2 separate regions of the Homo sapiens genome follow, and region 2 is linked to region 1. Evidence: read pairs that join two places in POLR2A ChIA-PET (ENCODE). Cell type or tissue: CD4-positive, alpha-beta T cell. All regions are shown on one strand. Each heading gives the region's core, and the rest is flanking DNA. Links, peaks and the distances in the headings are about the cores only.

Region 1 (8,604 bases), core at 1,621-6,620:
GATTCCAAACATCGATGTTCTCAGGCTGTAGGGGAAAAAAAAAAATCTCTCATTCACCAGGTTGTTGATTTCTTGCTATGGAAAAAAGAGGAAGGAGACTGGTTAGGGGACTTTTGCAGATGATAAGTCTGAGCCAGGGCTGGAGGAAGAGTGTGAAAGAGAGCTGGTGCCAGAGACACTCCGCCTCCACAGGGACCTGAGGCTGCCCTTAGCATGGCTCCTAGTGTTGCCTTCTGAGCATGCCTCTCCCCTATCCTGTTGTTAAGGCCAGAGATCATGACAGCTAATTAGAGTAGAGGACAAATGACCCGCTGGGCTGCTCATCCTGTGGTCACCAGGGACTGATGTTCTTACTTGAGACAAAAGGAATTTGATGCCAAAGAAATTTATTTTTGGCATAGATAAGTCGTTTGATTATTATTTTTATTCTTTTTTCAAGTGGTAAAATATACATATAAAATGTACTATTTTAACCACTTTTAAGTGCACAGTTCAGTAGTGTAAAGTATATTCACACTGTGCGGATCTCCAGAATTTTTGCATCTTGCAAATCTGACTCTGTCCCATTAAACAATAGCTCCCCATTCCCCCAGCCCCTGGCAACCACCGTTCTATTAATATTATAGTTTCCATTTCTGTGAGTTTGACTACTCTAGATACCTTACACAAGTGGAATCATACAGTATTTGTCTTTTTGGGACTGGCTTATTTCATTTAGCATAGTATCATCAAGGTTCATCCATGTGTAGCGTAGAACCGTGGCATCTAAGGCTGAATGATACTCCATTGTATGGATGTGCCATGTTTCATTTATCCATTCACCCATTGATGGGCACTTGGTTGGCTCCCACCTCTTTGCTATTGTGAATAATGCTGCAATGAATATGCGTTTGCAAATCTCTTCTGCTTTCAATACTTTTGGATATATACCCAGGATTAGGATTGCCAGATCAAATGGTAATTCTTGTTTAATTTTTTGAGGAACTCCCATATGGTTTTCCAGAGCAGCTGCACCATTTTACTCTACCACCAACTGTGTACAGGACAATGTGATTCTTATTTAGCAAAGCATGGACATCAGGGTATTTAGTGTTCCAAACAACAAATGCAAGTGGTTGCTCTGACCCAAGCCTATTGATTTAGTAGGATCATTCTTCTTTGATAAAAAACTACAACAATTGGTTTATAAGTGGGACTCTGCCATATTTATCATTTTTCCAGCTGGCGAAGAACCATGACATGGTGGTGGTGTCTCCCATCCTGGAACGAGACAGCGAGCATGGGGATGTTTTGTGGAATACAGCCGTGGTGATCTCCAATTCCGGAGCAGTCCTGGGAAAGACCAGGAAAAACCACATCCCCAGAGTGGGTGATTTCAACGAGGTGAGCCACCCATAAGATAGATAACCAGCCCTGCTCACTTGCCCCTCTGTATGTTGTAGATCTCTGTGGGACTTTCTGTGGGGAAGTTCTGTGCAGGATCATACTCCATGTCACGTACACTCCACGGGAGCACAGTGTGGCTGCAGTGCTCAGAGGGTTACCTGACATTGCCCTATATCACACAGGCAGACAGGATTCAGGCGGGACTCTCAGAGGAGTCCCAAACACCTTTAGCACAATGGGGCATATATTTTTTTAATACAACCTGATTTGGCCTCCTGAATTCTTTGAAGTAAGTGGTATATAAATTAAAACCAAAACTAAATATTGCACAAACATGAAATGATTCCTGTGGCCCCTTTCAGGCTCAGAGCCTAGCACGCCACAGCCCTGTCCTTGTTTGGAGCATGGCATTCCTTGTCTGTGGATCATGGGGGGGTCTGAGGTGGCCCATGTTTGTGTGTCAGGTGGCAGTAGGCAAACATGCATGTCTGTATACTGTGCATTATGTGAAGTTTCATGTGCCCATGATCAGGGCATAAGTTGGGGGGGCCATTTTGGTTGGTTAATGCCAACCCCTGGGTGGGTAAGATGGGAGCGGTGGATGTTTGAAGGAGGGAAATGACCTCTGCCTAATGCCTAAGATGTTAAATCTGAACTTGATTTGCCATTAATGCAGTTGTTCAGGATGTGATGTCCCCAGTTCTCTCTCCATGAATGTGGGGGTCCTGGCCGTTCTCAGGCTGGTCAGGCAGATAAGAAATGGCCTGCAGAGCTAGAGGAGGTTTCCCAGGGAGAAAGAAGAACCCAGCGTTTCTCAGTAACAGCTGGAGGTGGGGGTGGGAAGACGCGCCCCTCACCTGTTTACCCTGGGATTAATCTTTAGCTCCCTGCAGATAGCACAGGGCTTGTCTCAGCACAGCAGGATCTGCTCCGGTGTTCACCACGTGCACACATCCTGGTTGCTGCCTGACCCTGGCCAATTTTGATGGCCAGGATCAGGAGGAGGTGGAAGGCTCCTGGAGCAGATCTGTTTGGGACCCTGATTTGCCCTCTAGCTTCCCTCAGTGCTGTCCAGGACAGTGTCCCTGCCCTGGCACCCTTAGGAGCAGACAGAGAAGCAGGGATGGGAGGATGGGGTCTGGTCCGCCTGCCCCACAGGGACCTCCTTAACCCTAGGCAGGATGGAGAAGGTGCGCTTTCAGGGTGTGGGTTCCACTAGAAGCTTTGGCCTTAATCATTTGGGCGAGCTATGCCCCCTCAGGAAGCAGCTTTCTCCTCTGACCAGGGAGAGAGTTGCTTGGATGTGCTCCAGGTCTCCGGGCTCCACCGTTCTATATAATGACATGTGATTGCTGAGGGCATTGACCAACTCGTGTTAATGCCAACCAAACCCGAGCCTTGAGTTGGACCATAATTGAAACCTCACCAGAGTTTGAAATAGTGTGGAACGTCATTGTGGGGATTTTTGTGACATGTCAGAAAGGAGACTGGGCAAATGCTTAAGCCACTGTGATTTCCCCCGGGGGCTGGCTTATTTGGTGTCAGGGTTTTTTTGTGTGTGTTTTGTTTTTATCATATTGAAATTCTGGAACTTAGAGTCACACTCAGGAGTGTAACCACCTCTGGACTATTGGTGATATTTCAGTTTTTCTGCTGAGTCTAAGGAAATCTTGAAGGTCAGAGGCATCAGTATATGGCCCTTTGCTTTTCAGTCAACTTACTACATGGAGGGAAACCTGGGCCACCCCGTGTTCCAGACGCAGTTCGGAAGGATCGCGGTGAACATTTGCTACGGGCGGCACCACCCCCTCAACTGGCTTATGTACAGCATCAACGGGGCTGAGATCATCTTCAACCCCTCGGCCACGATAGGAGCACTCAGGTCACTCAGTTGGTGGGGTCTGGGGGGCTTCCTGGGGCCCAGCCAGCTAAAGCCCAAGGCTGGGCTGTGGAGCTCCAAGGTGGCAGCAGGCAGGCGCAGCCACCAGGATGTTAACAGAGCTGAGCCCCCAGGATTGCATGTTGTACATGTGACCAGCTTTTCAGTGAAAAGAATCCTCAAGATGGCAATGAGCAATCCCCCACCCGCAGCAAGAGCTGCTCTACAGTAAAACACCAACCTCTGCTGTGATTCTGAACACTGAGATGAAAATAATTCCCCCCTTTCCCTGTAGTCAGCAGGGGGCTTCAAAAAGCCCCACATTGGGCTGAGCTCGGTGGCTCACACCTGTAATCCCAGCACTTTGGGAGGCCGAAGCAGGTGGATCACTTGAGGTCAGGAGTTTGAGACCAGCCTAGCCAACGTGGTGAAACCCTGTCTCTACTAAAAATACAAAAATCAGCCAGGCGTGGTGGTGTGTGCCTGTAGTCCCAGCTACTCGGGAGGCTGAGGCAGGAGAATCACTTGAACTTGGGAGGCGGAGGTTGCAGTGAGCCAAGATGGCACCACTGCACTCCAGCCTGGTGATAGAGCGAGACTCCATCTCAAAAAATAAAACAAAACAAAACGAAAAAACAAAAAAGAACCCCCACATCTAAGTCCTTGGAGCATAGTAGGTGCCTAGCCAGCATTGGCTCTTGGATGGGGAACTGTGGATTCCTAGTCCTCACATCTGCAGCATCCTGCACAGGCAGGACAGACATCTGGACAAGAGAAGCTGCAAATGAGGGAGTTGGAGATCAGTCGAGGAAACTTGTCTTTAACCAGAGAAGGGTTTTATTTTTATAACACATAACAAGTGTTTCGGTGTTAGCCTCACCCCTAAACAGATAGAACTGCCCTTGTCAAGGCAGGGCTGGGGGATGAGGGGAGGGTGGCCCCGGAAGCCCGAGAACTGGGCAGTACCCCACCCCTGGGGCCCCTCATTTAGGAGGGGCATCCAGCGAGCTGATCTGACTGCATGACTCTGCTGCTGCTGCCTCTCTCTTCCACAAAGGCTGAGCATTTGGGTGGTTTCCAGTTTTGCATCACTACAAGTAACAGAACTCTAGGAATTTATGTGCAAATACTTTTCTCCCCAACTCACTTCTTTCCAAGCAGGATTCCTGCAGCAGGAGGTGCTGGCTTTCACTTTCTGTGGTCTTGGCTGCCAGTGTCCCCAGCAGGACAGGGGTGTGCCCTGTCCTGCCATGGGTGGGGAGCAGGGGGAGTTCTGGTGGGTGTGCAGCTTTAGTCTCTGTCAGCCTGCACTTGTCTCTCTTGTCCTCATTCTTGACTAAATTTCAGTTGAATTTCTTCTTTTTTTTTTTTCTTTGAGACGGAGTCTTGCTCTGTCACCCAGGCTGGAGCGCAGTGGCGCAATCTTGGCTCACTGCAAGCTCCGCCTCCTGGGTTCACGCCATTCTCCTGCCTCAGCCTCCCAAGTAGCTGGGACTGCAGGCGCCCGCCACCATACCTGGCTAATTTTTTGTATTTTTCGTAGAGATGGGGTTTCACCGTCTTAGCCAGGATGGTCTCGATCTCCTGACCTTGTGATCCACCCACCTTGGCCTCCCAAAGTGCTGGGATTACAAGCGTGAGCCACTGCCCCCGGCCAAATTTCAGTTGAATTTCTTCTAAACGTCAGGGTGTGACATTTACCTTTTCTTTTCATACAGTGCCCCTTTCTCAAGAGTAATATCCCCTCCCCATTCAACATTTATTTACATAGCAGGTTCCTTCTGGAGCCAGAATGCAACCCCTCCTCTGTTACCTCAGGTCTACCACCCTGCCCATGTACCTGGAGGTCTGGTCCATGTCCAGGAGGGGTACTGTTGGGTAGAAGGGGAATATCAGGCCTCCATCTCCCCTCAGAGAACATACTGGAGTCTCATGGTGGTCAGATCACCAGTGATAGCATTCATTGGTGGTTGTCAGTAGGGTTTTTACTGGTCATCCAGCTACCAGGCCTGGGCAGAACTTTGGGGCCACCCCCTAAAGCAGCCCCCTCTGCTGGCTCTGGGTAAGACACTTGGCAAGCTCCATCTTCCCACTGGGGTCCCTAGAGGAACCCGAAGCACTAGGGCATCTGGCTTCTGGGCCAGGGCAGACAAAGTTGTGGCTGTGGACTCAGATGGCTCCTCGCCTTGTGTGTGCAGAGGCCCTCCCTGACCCTCCTATCTCAGGCTTTTATTGGCTCCAGTTAGGCAAACAGAAGCACCCCAGTGTAATATGCATATAATTGCTATGTCCTCAGCAGCCTATTAGGCTTATTAAAAATGATTGATTTTTCTTTCCTCAGCCAAGAATCATCCAACCCTTGGCTTTCCAGGGTGTGGTGAGGCTGGCAGTAAAAACTAACAGGTCTTTTGGAAAGCAGTATGTTTCATGAGCTCCTAAAATGCTCATGCCCTTTGGCCTGATAATGATGCTCCTAGAACTGTAGCCTGAAGAAACAATCTAAAAGAGGAGGGAAGGCCAGGCACAGTAGCTCACATTTGTAATCCCAGCCCTTTGGGAGGCCAAGGCTGGCGGATCACTTGAGGTCAGGAGTTTGAGACCATCCTGGCCAACATGGTGAAACCTCATCTCTACTAAAAATACAAAAATTAGCCGGGCATGGTGGCAGGCACCTGTAGTCCCAGCTACTTGGGAGGCTGAGGCAGGAGAATCGCTTGAACCTAGCAGGTGGAGGTTGCAGTGAGCTGATATTGCACCACTGCGCTCCAGCCTGGGTGACAGAACAAGACAGAAAAAAAAAACAGGGAAAGGCAATGCATGTGAAGGTGCTCACAACAGCTTACTTACAATAAGGGAAAAGCTGACAGCGGGGGAAGTGTCTGAGCTAAGCACATTACAGCCCACCTCTTCCACAGGTTATTGTACAGCCACTATAAAGAGTCATGATGAAGGTAATGCAAAGTGATGAAAGCCTGTGAGCAAGAAAAAGACGTGTTCAGGCTGTGGTCAGAACTCTTGGAAAAAAAAGGAAAAAAAAGTTTGCCTATGGATGAGGATAGTCATGGAGTGTGGATAAAAGGCAACAGGTGGTTTATTAAGATGGTAGGATCCTGGCTTGTTTTCTTAAAATGATGAATGATGGAATTGATAGTGTTTTTCAGCATAATGCTGGGCAAATCCCCACCAGCATTGGATCACAGCATCCAGAACCATCCATCCCCTTTTCTGGCACCTTCTGCCGCCTGTATTAGAGACAGACATACACATGTGCATGCACACACATGGGTCAGCAGGGTGTCCTCATTCATTTTTGAGTCCCACAGTTCTAAGTACATAGTAGTGTCTGAATGCTTTTGATTAGGTTATCCTCATAATCCAAGGATGTGTCCCTTACAGCTTGGGTGACCAAAGATTTCTACCACCTGTGTACATTCATTGGCAAGTCACCATCCTATCCTCTTGCTGCATCTTGCCTTTCCACTGCGATTATTTTTAGGGGTGTGTGTGCACCGCGCTGGGAATATGGCAAACGTCCCCACTCCCCATCAGACGTCATGATTCCTGCACACACTGGGCTCTCACTAACCCCAGCTTCCTTTCCCCTGGTGGTTTTGAGAGCATAAATTTTATTTCCAGCTGTGGGTTTGGGTCCTATGCAGAACACCTCCCTGGAGAATTGCAACTAAGATGTTTATGGCAATCGCCCTGCAAGTGTCTATTTAATTCCTGAAAATGTCATTTACTGGTGTGTTTCTGTAAAAATCATTTCTGAAAAGTTTTGTCAGCTTGGCTTAGCAGCTGGGGGAAAAAAGCAGCAAAATGAGTCCCCTCAATCAAGCCTGTGATTTTTTATTTTTTCAGACTCATGAATCCTCCTGAGAATTAGGCTTATGACAAGCACCCACCCCCTCCACCTACTCCCTGGTTTAAACCAGGTGCCTGCTGACACGAAGGAAGATTCCGGGGCATTTTGATCCTAGTCACACAGTGTTTCTAAGTGGGCATTACTCCTGTCAATCCACAGTCTTAAAGATGTTCCTCAGACAAAAGATAATTAGTGACAAGAAGGCCCACTAGATTCCATGTCATATCTTAGTTGGCGGGCCAGAGAAGGACAGGGTCTCTGGTTGGGGCCGTGTCTCCCATCGCATTCTCCCTTTGCAGGTGCTGAAGTGAGGAAGGCCCACAGCTCAGCCAAGCACATGGGGTGCCTCCCTCCTGGGCCACTAGCCCACTGGCCAGTAAGAGAACCAGGGAGCCTTTACTTAGAGACTCAAGGTTCAGAAGAGGGAAATGGGAAGTCACTGGGAAATGGCCCAGCTTGGAGGAGGTGACCCTGCTGCCGAATCTGACCCCTTATCCTATTACCTAAGTTCCTTTCTTGTTTACTGGCCCTGAAATCACCCGCTTTGGAGATTGCCTTGCAAGGCAGCATAGCAGAGTAGGAGAGTTAGGGTAGGGCAGGTACAGCCTGTGCTCAGCCCTCACAGGCCCTGCACAAGCCCACCAGGCCCCCGGCTCCCTTCTGGCATTCACCAGGAGAGGTTCTGCCCAGCCCAGCAGGTGGGTTCCAGGAGAAGGGATGGAGGTGGGAAGTGGTGGTTATGGAACTCCTACCACTTGGATCTTCACCTGCATGGTCATTCAGTCTTCATAGTCTTCTTTTGAGGACATTTCAGAAAAGGAAACTGAGGCTCAGGATGAGGATTTGATCCAGGGCTGCTAATTCTTCTGACAGAGCACAGCCACGTGGCTTATGCCTGCAGCAGGCCCTTCCCAAAGGCTGTTCAGGCCAGGGCAAGGTGCTGAGGACAGGCTGGCCTGGTTGCAGGTTTGGGGTGTGACCGGTGAGTCTCCTGGTTGTCCCCACCACTGGCCCAGGAAAGCCTGCAGCCAGGCCAGGCTCTGTCCCCACCACTGGCCCAGGAAAGCCTGCAGCCAGGCCAGGCTCAGGGCTGAGCATCCACTGAGTCTGCCTGGAAAGTCGGCAACCTGGTTCCTCTTGGTCCTCTCTTACAGCGAGTCCCTGTGGCCCATCGAGGCCAGAAACGCAGCCATTGCCAATCACTGCTTCACCTGCGCCATCAATCGAGTGGGCACCGTAAGTCCCGAGGTCTGGCTGGGGAGAGGAGCCACCACCTGGTGGCTCTGGTGGGGACACCCCGTTCCCTCTGCACACATGCCACAAATCCTAGGGTCCGGAAAGGGGTAAAACTGGCTTGGTCCGTTACTTTTCAAGATATCTCTGTCCTCCTGTTTTTTCTGTTTTTGTATTTGGCTGAAGCCCTTTTGAAAAGATCTTTGACATGGCAGTTCTCACCCTATCACCTCCAAGTATC
Region 2 (8,604 bases), core at 1,343-6,342, 170 kb before region 1:
GAATTCTACTTCTAGCTATGTGGGAGTAACAGGCTGGATTATTCTGCCATCACAAACAACGATTAATAGAAAGATGGACAAAATATAAGAAACAATTATTTTCAGACATTGTACGTAACTGTGATCCCTGAACAAAAATTTTAAAATGAGGTAAGTCCTACTGTGGCCCACAGTCTTTTCCTGGAGGCAATTTCCAGGTGGTGGTGCAGGGAAGATGAACCTACATGGAGCAGGGAAGAGAAAACCAATTGGATCTGAGTAGACACAAATCAACATTCAAGGAGAAGGCGACTGCTCGAATTTGCAGGGCAGATACTGGGAGGAGGGAGCTGCATAGAGAAAGGAGTATAGAAATCTGCGTAGGCATCCCTTTGAGTCTTTTCCTGAATACCAACCTGCACCTGCATTGGGTGAAACCCCACAAGGATAATTTTCCAGGAACAGCCCCGCAAGAATAATTTTCCAGGAACAATTTCCAGGAACAGGGAGCTATCACACAAACACTTCTGGTAGCTCACCTAGGGCAGGAAATCATTTGAGTTCCCACCAGCCGCTGTGGAGACACCTCTTTGAATAGATGGCATTCATTATAGACTCCTAAAGGACCACACCTGAAAGTATCATAGAACTAAATACCCTCAGAGTAAATAGTATTCTAGATCTGCCGTAAAAGATCTTTAAAAATAAGATGCAGAAGGACCAAGGAGATCCTTAAGTAGCTATAGTAGGCAGCCTCTAAAATGTTCCCCAGCGATCCCCCATTGGTGGTAGTTGCTCCTTGTGTAATTTGCTCCTGTTGAGTGTTGGCTGCAGCTCGTGATTTGCTTCCAGTGAATATGGCAAAGCAAAAGAAGTGGTGGGATAAGGTTATCACTGCTAAAATCGTTACAAAAAGCTTTGCTTCTGCCTTGAATGTTCCTCTTGCTATCACTTAGAGCCACCTACTCCAGGGAATCCCAGTTCCCATGTTGTGAGCCAGCCCTGCAGAGAGGCCCACATTAGGAAGTGTGGGAACAGATCTTCTGAAGCTTGCCAGCAGCCATGTAGATGAGCTTGGAAGCAGATCTTCGATCCTCGAGATAACTGCAGCCCTGCTGACAACCTGATTGCCTCCTCGTGCTAGACCTTGAACCAGAGGCACTCCGCTAAGCTTTCTGACCCACAGAAACTATGAGATCATAAATGGATTGTTTTAAGCCACTAAAGATTTGAAGTAATTTGTCATGCAGCATAGGTAACTAATACAGTAGTGTACTTATTTGCCAAAGTAATAATTTTTAAAGGAATACAGCAAAATATAAGACTCCATCATAATCTGGCATGCAATAAAAAATTACTAGACAATGAAGAAGCAGGAAAATGTCACCTATAACCAGGGGAAAAATCAGTCAATAGATGCAGACCTAGAACGGATAGAAATGATAGGATTAGCATGCAGCAATGTAAATATGATCTCTGCTTAAGTATGTGAAGGGAAGCATGCACAGATGAAGAGAGAAGTGAAAGATATGAAAAAGAATAGAGGAGGCCAGGTATGGTGACTCACGCCTGTAATCCCAGCACTTTGGGAGGCCAAGGCAGGTGGATCACCTGAGGTCAGGAGTTCAAGACCAGCCTGGCCAACATGGCGAAACCCCATCTCTACTAAAACTACAAAAAAATTAGCCAGGCACGGTGGTGTGTGCCTGTAATCCCAGCTACGCAGGAGGCTGAGGCAGAAGAATCGCTTGAACCCAGGAGGGGGAGGTTGCAATGAGCTGAGATTGTGCCATTGCACTCCAGCCTGGGCTACAGAGCAGGACTCCATCTCAAAAAAAAAAAAAAAAAAGAAATAGAGGAAAAGATCAGTATGTTTGAGGACATAGCAGTAGAATCTGTCCATAATGAGTAACAGAGAGGTAAAAAGACTGGGGAAAAAAATAAACTGAAGCCCTGACTTGTGGGATGAAATTAAGTGGTCCTACATACCTGAAATTGGAGCCCAAGAAAAAAAGGCGGGTCGGGGGGCAGAGTGGGAAGTGTGTCTGAAAAAAACATTTGAAGAAATAGGCTGGGCGCAGTGGCTCACGCCTATAATCCCAGCACTTTGGGAGGCTGATGTGGGCAGATCACCTGAGCTCAGGAGTTTGAAACCAGCCTGGACAACATGGCGAAACCCTGTCTCTACTAAAAATACAAAAAATTAGACAGGCATGGTGGTGTGTGCCTGTAGTCCCAGCTACTTGGGAGGCTGAGGCAGGAGAACCACTTTAACCCGGGAGGCAGAGGTTGCAGTGAGCTGAGATCGCACCACTGCACTCCAGCCTGGGCGACACAGGGAGACTCCATCTTAAAAAAAATTCTTTTTTTGAGGAAATAATAGCCAAAATCCATCCAAATTTGATGGAAATTATATACTCATAGATCCAAGAAAATCAGGAAGCTAAAGCAAGACAAGCGTATATAAACATACAAACACCCTCATCCCCATGCCCATTAAGGCATTGCTGAAAAACAGTGATAAGAAACTCTTAAGGACAGGCAGGTGAGAATGATCACAGACTTCTAGTTAGAAACTGTGCAAGTCAGAAGACAACAAAATGGTTGTGTTTTTTTTTTGTTTTGTTTTGTTTTTTTGAGATGGAGTCTAGTTCTGTCGCCCACGCTGGAATGCAGTGGCGTGACCTTGGCTCACTGCAACCTCTGCCTCCTGGGTTCAAGTGATTCTCCTGCCTCAGCCCCCTGAGTAGCTGGGACTACAGGTGCGTACCATGGTGCCTGGCTAATTTTTGTATTTTTAGTAGAGATGGGGTTTCTCCATGTTGCCCAGGCTTGTCTCAAATTCCTGGACTCAGGTGATTCACCTTCCTCGGCCTCCCAAAGTGAGCCACTGTGCCCAGCCCAAAATGGCATCCTCAAATGCTGAAAGAAAAACCCTGTCAACTTAGAATTCTGTGTATTTAAAAAAAAAAAGTAAAAGTAAAATTATTTAGGCAAACAAAAGCTGAGGGAATTCATTATCCACAGACAGTTGGGGGAAAGTGAATGAGGAGTATATGGGACTTTGCTGTACTATCTTTACAACTTCCTGGGAATCCATAATTATTTCAGAATAAAAGTTTAAAATAAAAAGGCTTCCCACATAGAAAACTCCAGGCCCAGGTGGTTTTACTAGTGAATTGAATCAATCCTTTGTGGAAGAAATAATTCCAATTGTATATAGTCTTTCAGAAAACAGAAGAGTAAAAGGACTTTCCAGTTCATTTTAGGAAGCTAGCATTACCTGATAGCAAAACCAGACAAAGACATTGCAAAAAAAGAAAATGGCTAGCCAGTATTCCTCATGATTATAGATGGTTATAGATGCAATATAAAAGCACACATTAACAAAACTGAATCCAGCAATATATAAAAACGACAATCCATCATTACCAAGTGTGATGTATCCCAGGGGTGCAAGGTTAAAATTTACCTCAACACAATAAAAGAGGGAAAAAAAATTAAAAAAAAAAACATTAATCTCAACGTATTTAGAAAACTATTTGACAAAATTTTACATCCATTCATAGTAAAACTCTTTAGCAAACTAGAAATAGAAGGAGACCTGTGGGAACTCCACAGCTAACGTCATACTTAATCTGGAGACTGAATGCTTTCCCACCAGGATCAGGAGCAAGGTAAGGATACCCACTGTCACCACTTTTGTTCAGCATTTTGCTGGAGCTCTTACCCTGTGCAATTGCATAAGACCAAAAAAAAAAAAAAAAAAGAAAGAAAAGCATACAAGTTTGGAAAGGGTAAAGTAAAACTGTCATTATTTGCAGATAACATGATCATTTATGTAGAAAATCCTAAGGAGTCCACACAAAAGCTTTTTGAGTTGAGCAGTGTCAAGGTTTACACGAGGTCCTATACAAAAGTTATTTGTTTTTCTGTATATTAGCATGAATAATTGGAGATTGAAATACTTAGCAATAAATATAATGAAATGTATGCACAACCTGTGCAATGAAAACAATAAAATATTGCCGAGAAAAATTGAATAAATAGAAAGTGATGTCATTTATAGATTGGAAGACTCAATATCATTAATATCTTGTAGTAGTCTTTTAAATTGGTCTGTAGATTCAACACAATACCAATTAAAAGAGCAGTGCTCTTTGGGTAGAAATTGACATGGTAGTATTAAGTTCATATGGAAATGCAAGATCCCTGAATATTCAAAACATTGTTGTGGTCGGGGGGGTGCGGGTGGAGGACAAATTTGGAGGACTTGTACTACCTGATTTCAACATTAGATCAGTAGAACAGAGAGTTCAGAAGTAGGCCAGTCGATTTTCTACAAAGATACCAAAGTAATTCAATCGGTAAGGAATAGTTTTTTGAAGAAAAGATTCTGAAATGACTAGATAACTGTATAGAAAAAAAAATAACCTCAGCCCGTACCTTATGAAATACACAAAATTTGAAATGGACTATCAACCTAAATGTGAAAGCTAAAACTATAATTTTTACATGAGAACATGAGAGAAAATCTTCATGACTTTTAAGACTGCAAACATTTATTAAGATATAAAAAAGCATGAACTATAAAAGCAAGTTGATAAATTAGGCAACTTAAAACTTAAAACTTCTCTGAAAGACGTTAAGAAAATACAAAAAGCAAGCTACAGACTGGGGAGAATGTATTCATAATACATTTACCTAACAAAGATTTACATTCAGTAAGAAGACAAACAACCCAATAAATAATGGGCTAAGATTTGAGAAGATCCTTCCAGGAGAAGAATACAAATGGCCAATGGCACATGAAAAGATGATCAACATCATTAGTCATCAGGAAAATGGAAATTAAATCCACAATGAGATCCTATTCTATATTCTTCCAAATGGCCAAAATCTAAAAGGCTGACGATCTGAAGTGTGGTAGGGATGTGGAGAAGCTGGACCTTGTCCACATTTCTGATGGGAATATGAAATAAATAGAAGTTAGCCAGATAAAAAGGGCTGGGCGAAATCTGTGGGAGTGAAGCACAAGAAAAACATAGACAAGCAACGTGGTCTGCATGATAGTAAATAAGTAGGTTGGTGGTGTTTGAGCATCATGTAGAGGTGGCAGGAGAGCTGAGGGGTTTTAAGTGTTCATGGTGGATTCTTTCTGTTTTTTTTGTTTTTTTTTTTTTGAGATGGAGTCTCACAATGTCACCCGGGCTGGAGTGCAGTGGCGCGATCTCGGCTCACTGCAACCTCCGCCTCTCGGCTTCAAGTGATTCTCCTGCCTCAGCCTCCCAAGTAGCTGAGATTACAGGCGCCTGCCACCACGCCCAGCTAATTTTTTGTATTTTTAGTTGAGACGGGGTTCCACTATATTGGCCAGGCTGGTCTCAAACTCCTGAGATCATGATCCGCCCACCTCAGCCTCCCGAAGTGCTGGGATTAAGGCATGAGCCACTGCGCCTGGCCGTGGTGGATTCTTCTGGCTGCCTGCATATGCAGAAGTCTGGCGATGATGCCAGTGACAAGCCATTGCTGTAGTGCTGCACTGAGATGACAGGCTGTACTGGGCAGTTGTTGTAGCATTAGCAAGCGGGTGGCAGAATTGAGATTTATTTGAACCAGGACTTGAATGGTCAGTACAATTACAAAAGGAGCACATCTGCATTTTATTTTGGAACATGTTTTTGTATTTACTGAATTGGTTTGTGATACTTTAAAGATTCTCTTCCAACAAAATAATGAAACCACATTCAGAATACCAGTGGTTGCCAGAGGTCAGTGATAGGGGGTTGGGGACGGGAAGAGGGGTGTGACTGTAAAAGGGCCCCAGGAAGGATCCTTATGGTGATGGAAATGTTCTTTATCTTGACTGTATCAGTAACATATAAATGACTATATAAGATAATGACTATATCAGTATTTGGCTAATGTCAAAATCCTGCTGGTGGTATTTTACTATAGGTTTGTAAGATATTACCGTTGGGGGAAACTGAGTAAAGAGTACGTAGGATCTCTTTATATTCTTAAAACTGCATATGAGTCTATAATTACCCCATAATAAAAAGTCTAATTTTTAAAAAAAGTATATTGATCACAGTCCATGCCTGTAAGGTGTGTTACAACCTTACTATAGCAGTATGGAAAGAATTAATACGGATTTATAACTAAATATCTACTCTGTGCGGCATTTACTTTGTGAGTCCAAACAGTCATTTTAACTTTGATGTTGTTTATCTTATGATTTCAGAGACATTCCATAAGTGGACCAATCTCAACATCCAAACCCCTGACAGCCCTGTCAGATAAGAGACCAAACTATGGGGAAATCCCTGTTCAAGGTACGTGTAATATGCCATAGCATTTCACCTTTTTTTCAATTTTTGAATTGTTCTGGCTTTTTTGGCAAACTAAATATTTTCTTTGCTCTTGATACTATTTCAATCAATCTGGTATACCTTTGTATCAGAAGTTCACTAGTAAGTATATCTAAATTACAAGTGGGGAAAGTAGTTGTTAATGAATGCATCTTTCCTGACAGCTGTCATAATGGGTAATAGAGAGTGTACACCATTGCTAGGCACTGTTTTCACAGTTCCTCATGGCATATGTATTATTGTCATCCTCATTTTATAGATACCAAAAATGAGGCTTAAAGAAGTTAACTAATTCAATTCAGGTTAACACAGTTAGTTACTAAGCAGTAGCCCAGGGCAGCCTGACTTCAAAGCCCATTCCTTAAATCTCTGGACTGAGTTTTGTTACCCTGAGAGAGCTGAGACTCTGGAAGATGAGGGTCAGCAACTCTTTGGAGCCCTTGGGAGGAACTTGCTGTTTTCACACAGCCATTTTTTTTTTAAGCTGGAGTATCACTCTGTCTCCCAGGCTGGAGTGTAGTGGCACAATCTTGGCTCACTGCAACCTCTGCCTCCCGGGTTCAAGCAATTCTCCCACCTCAGCCTCCCGAATAGCTGGGACTACAGGCGCACACCACCACGCTCAGATAATTTTTGTATTTTTAGTAGAGACAGGGTTTCACCATGTTAGCCATACTGGTCTCAAACTCCTGACCTCAGGTGATCTGCCCACCTCAACCTCCCTAAGTGATGTGATTATAGGCGCAAGCTACCGCACCTGGCCTTCCACGTAGTTTTTTTATGGTAGGGCTGGCACCAGAACCCAAGTATCCCACCTTTCGAGGTTGAGGCTCCTTCTCTTACCCCACGCTGCCTCTTCATGTGAGGTACTAAAGTGCATTGGAAAGATGAACTGCAGTGTTGGGGTGTGGTGCTGGGAAAAGCACTGCTTCATTTGGGGTGGGTGTGGGAATGTTCCCAAGTGTCCCCTCAGGGCCTGAGGGCTCCTCTTAGCTGATGCAGGCCAGTTACTTCCATGCGTCAGGAATTCTTGGTTGTGCATGTTAGGCTGTGTATGTTAGACTAGAAGGCTTCAACAGGTTTTGGGTCAGAAGTAAGCAGACTTGTGAAAAGTATTAAATTAAAGAACCCAAAGGACTGGCTCTGTGGGCTCCATGTAGTACCAGCGCCTGAAGAGTTCAATTTGGTGGTTGAACTGGCCCTATACCTGTCAGTCTTCAGTGTTCTGATAAGCTGGTTGTGTACACATTTAGGGGCAATGGAGTACAAGGTGGTGCTGCTACTACCTCCCTGGCACAAAGATTTGCCTTCTGCCCTGCTTCTTGGCTTCTGGTTCATTTGTCAGTCATCACCTAAGCTCTTTTCTCCCCTCAGAAGGTTTTGCTAAGGGAACAAATAGTGGAAGGTTTAAAGTTTTCTTAACCCAAATACTCTGCATCTCTCCTTCCTCTCTTTACATCCCGCCTCCCAGATGAACCCACAAAGGATTTACATAGGTGTGCAGCACAGAGATCTTGGCCTTGCCATGGCCTGGCTGTTAACTGCAACCTTTTTGGTGCTGTCTCCTCATCTGTAAATTGATAGTGAACACCTAGCTCACTGGGTTCCTGGGCTCTTAACACCTGCAGCTGCTGAAGTTGTCAACGACTGCTGTGTCCCCAGCCCAGCCAGTTCAGTCCTAATCTGATGTGACCCGTCAGCAGCATTTGGCACTGTTGAGCACTCTGTCTTCTAGGACATTCTTTTTGGTTTCCCTAATACCACACTCTTGTGCCTTCTCTCTGTCAGGCTGCTTCTTCTTCCTCTCCTGTGTGGCTTTTCTCCTTTTTTTTTTCTTTGTTTTTTTGAGACAGAGTCTCACTCTGTCGCCCAGGCTGTAGTGCAGTGGCACGATATCAACTTACTGCAACTTCCGCCTCCTGGGTTTAAGTGATTCTCCTGCCTCAGCCTCCCGAGTAGCTGGGATTACAGGCGTGGAGCACCCCACCCAGCTAATTTTTGTATTTTTAGTAGAGACGGGGTTTTGCCATGTTGGCCAGGCTGGTCTCGAACTCCTGACCTCAGGGTGATCTGCCAGCCTTGGCCTCCCAAAGTGCTGGGATTACAGGCATGAGCCACCGCACCCGGCCTGGCTTTTCTCTTCTTCCTGACCTGTACGTGGAGGTGTGGCCCAGAGCTCAACACAGGGCCTTTGTTCTTTGTCCTCACTTTCTTTGTTATTGTATCCTGTCTCATGACTTTAAATACTATTTTT

What was found. ChIA-PET counts read pairs that join two places held together with the same protein. Peaks named below come from ENCODE experiments on the same cell type or tissue, not always from the same donor. Only the 100,000 strongest peaks of a DNase experiment are listed, where the experiment ranks them.
Region 2: POLR2A ChIA-PET joins it to region 1 with 5 read pairs; 4 of 35 experiments call an interaction of 5 or more read pairs at or near these places.

Annotation. Positions count from the first base shown.
Region 1 is chr22:24,512,103-24,520,706 of GRCh38, forward strand. UPB1 (beta-ureidopropionase 1) reads left to right here. Exons shown (of 10, transcript NM_016327.3): 5 at 1,222-1,383; 6 at 3,099-3,268; 7 at 8,285-8,366. Among named protein-coding and RNA genes, the nearest start is that of UPB1, 21 kb to the left of the region's middle. RefSeq lists an enhancer at 2,591-2,640. In CD4-positive, alpha-beta T cell, for the core only: no CTCF peak of the experiment used is centred there; DNase peaks (open chromatin) are centred at 2,859 and 4,339; H3K27me3 peaks cover 386 bases.
Region 2 is chr22:24,340,863-24,349,466 of GRCh38, forward strand. It overlaps SPECC1L (sperm antigen with calponin homology and coiled-coil domains 1 like), which reads left to right. Exons shown (of 17, transcript NM_015330.6): 11 at 6,224-6,314. It overlaps SPECC1L-ADORA2A (SPECC1L-ADORA2A readthrough (NMD candidate)), which reads left to right. Exons shown (of 20, transcript NR_103546.1): 11 at 2,620-2,741; 12 at 6,224-6,314. Among named protein-coding and RNA genes, the nearest start is that of SPECC1L, 74 kb to the left of the region's middle. In CD4-positive, alpha-beta T cell, for the core only: no CTCF peak of the experiment used is centred there; no DNase peak of the experiment used is centred there.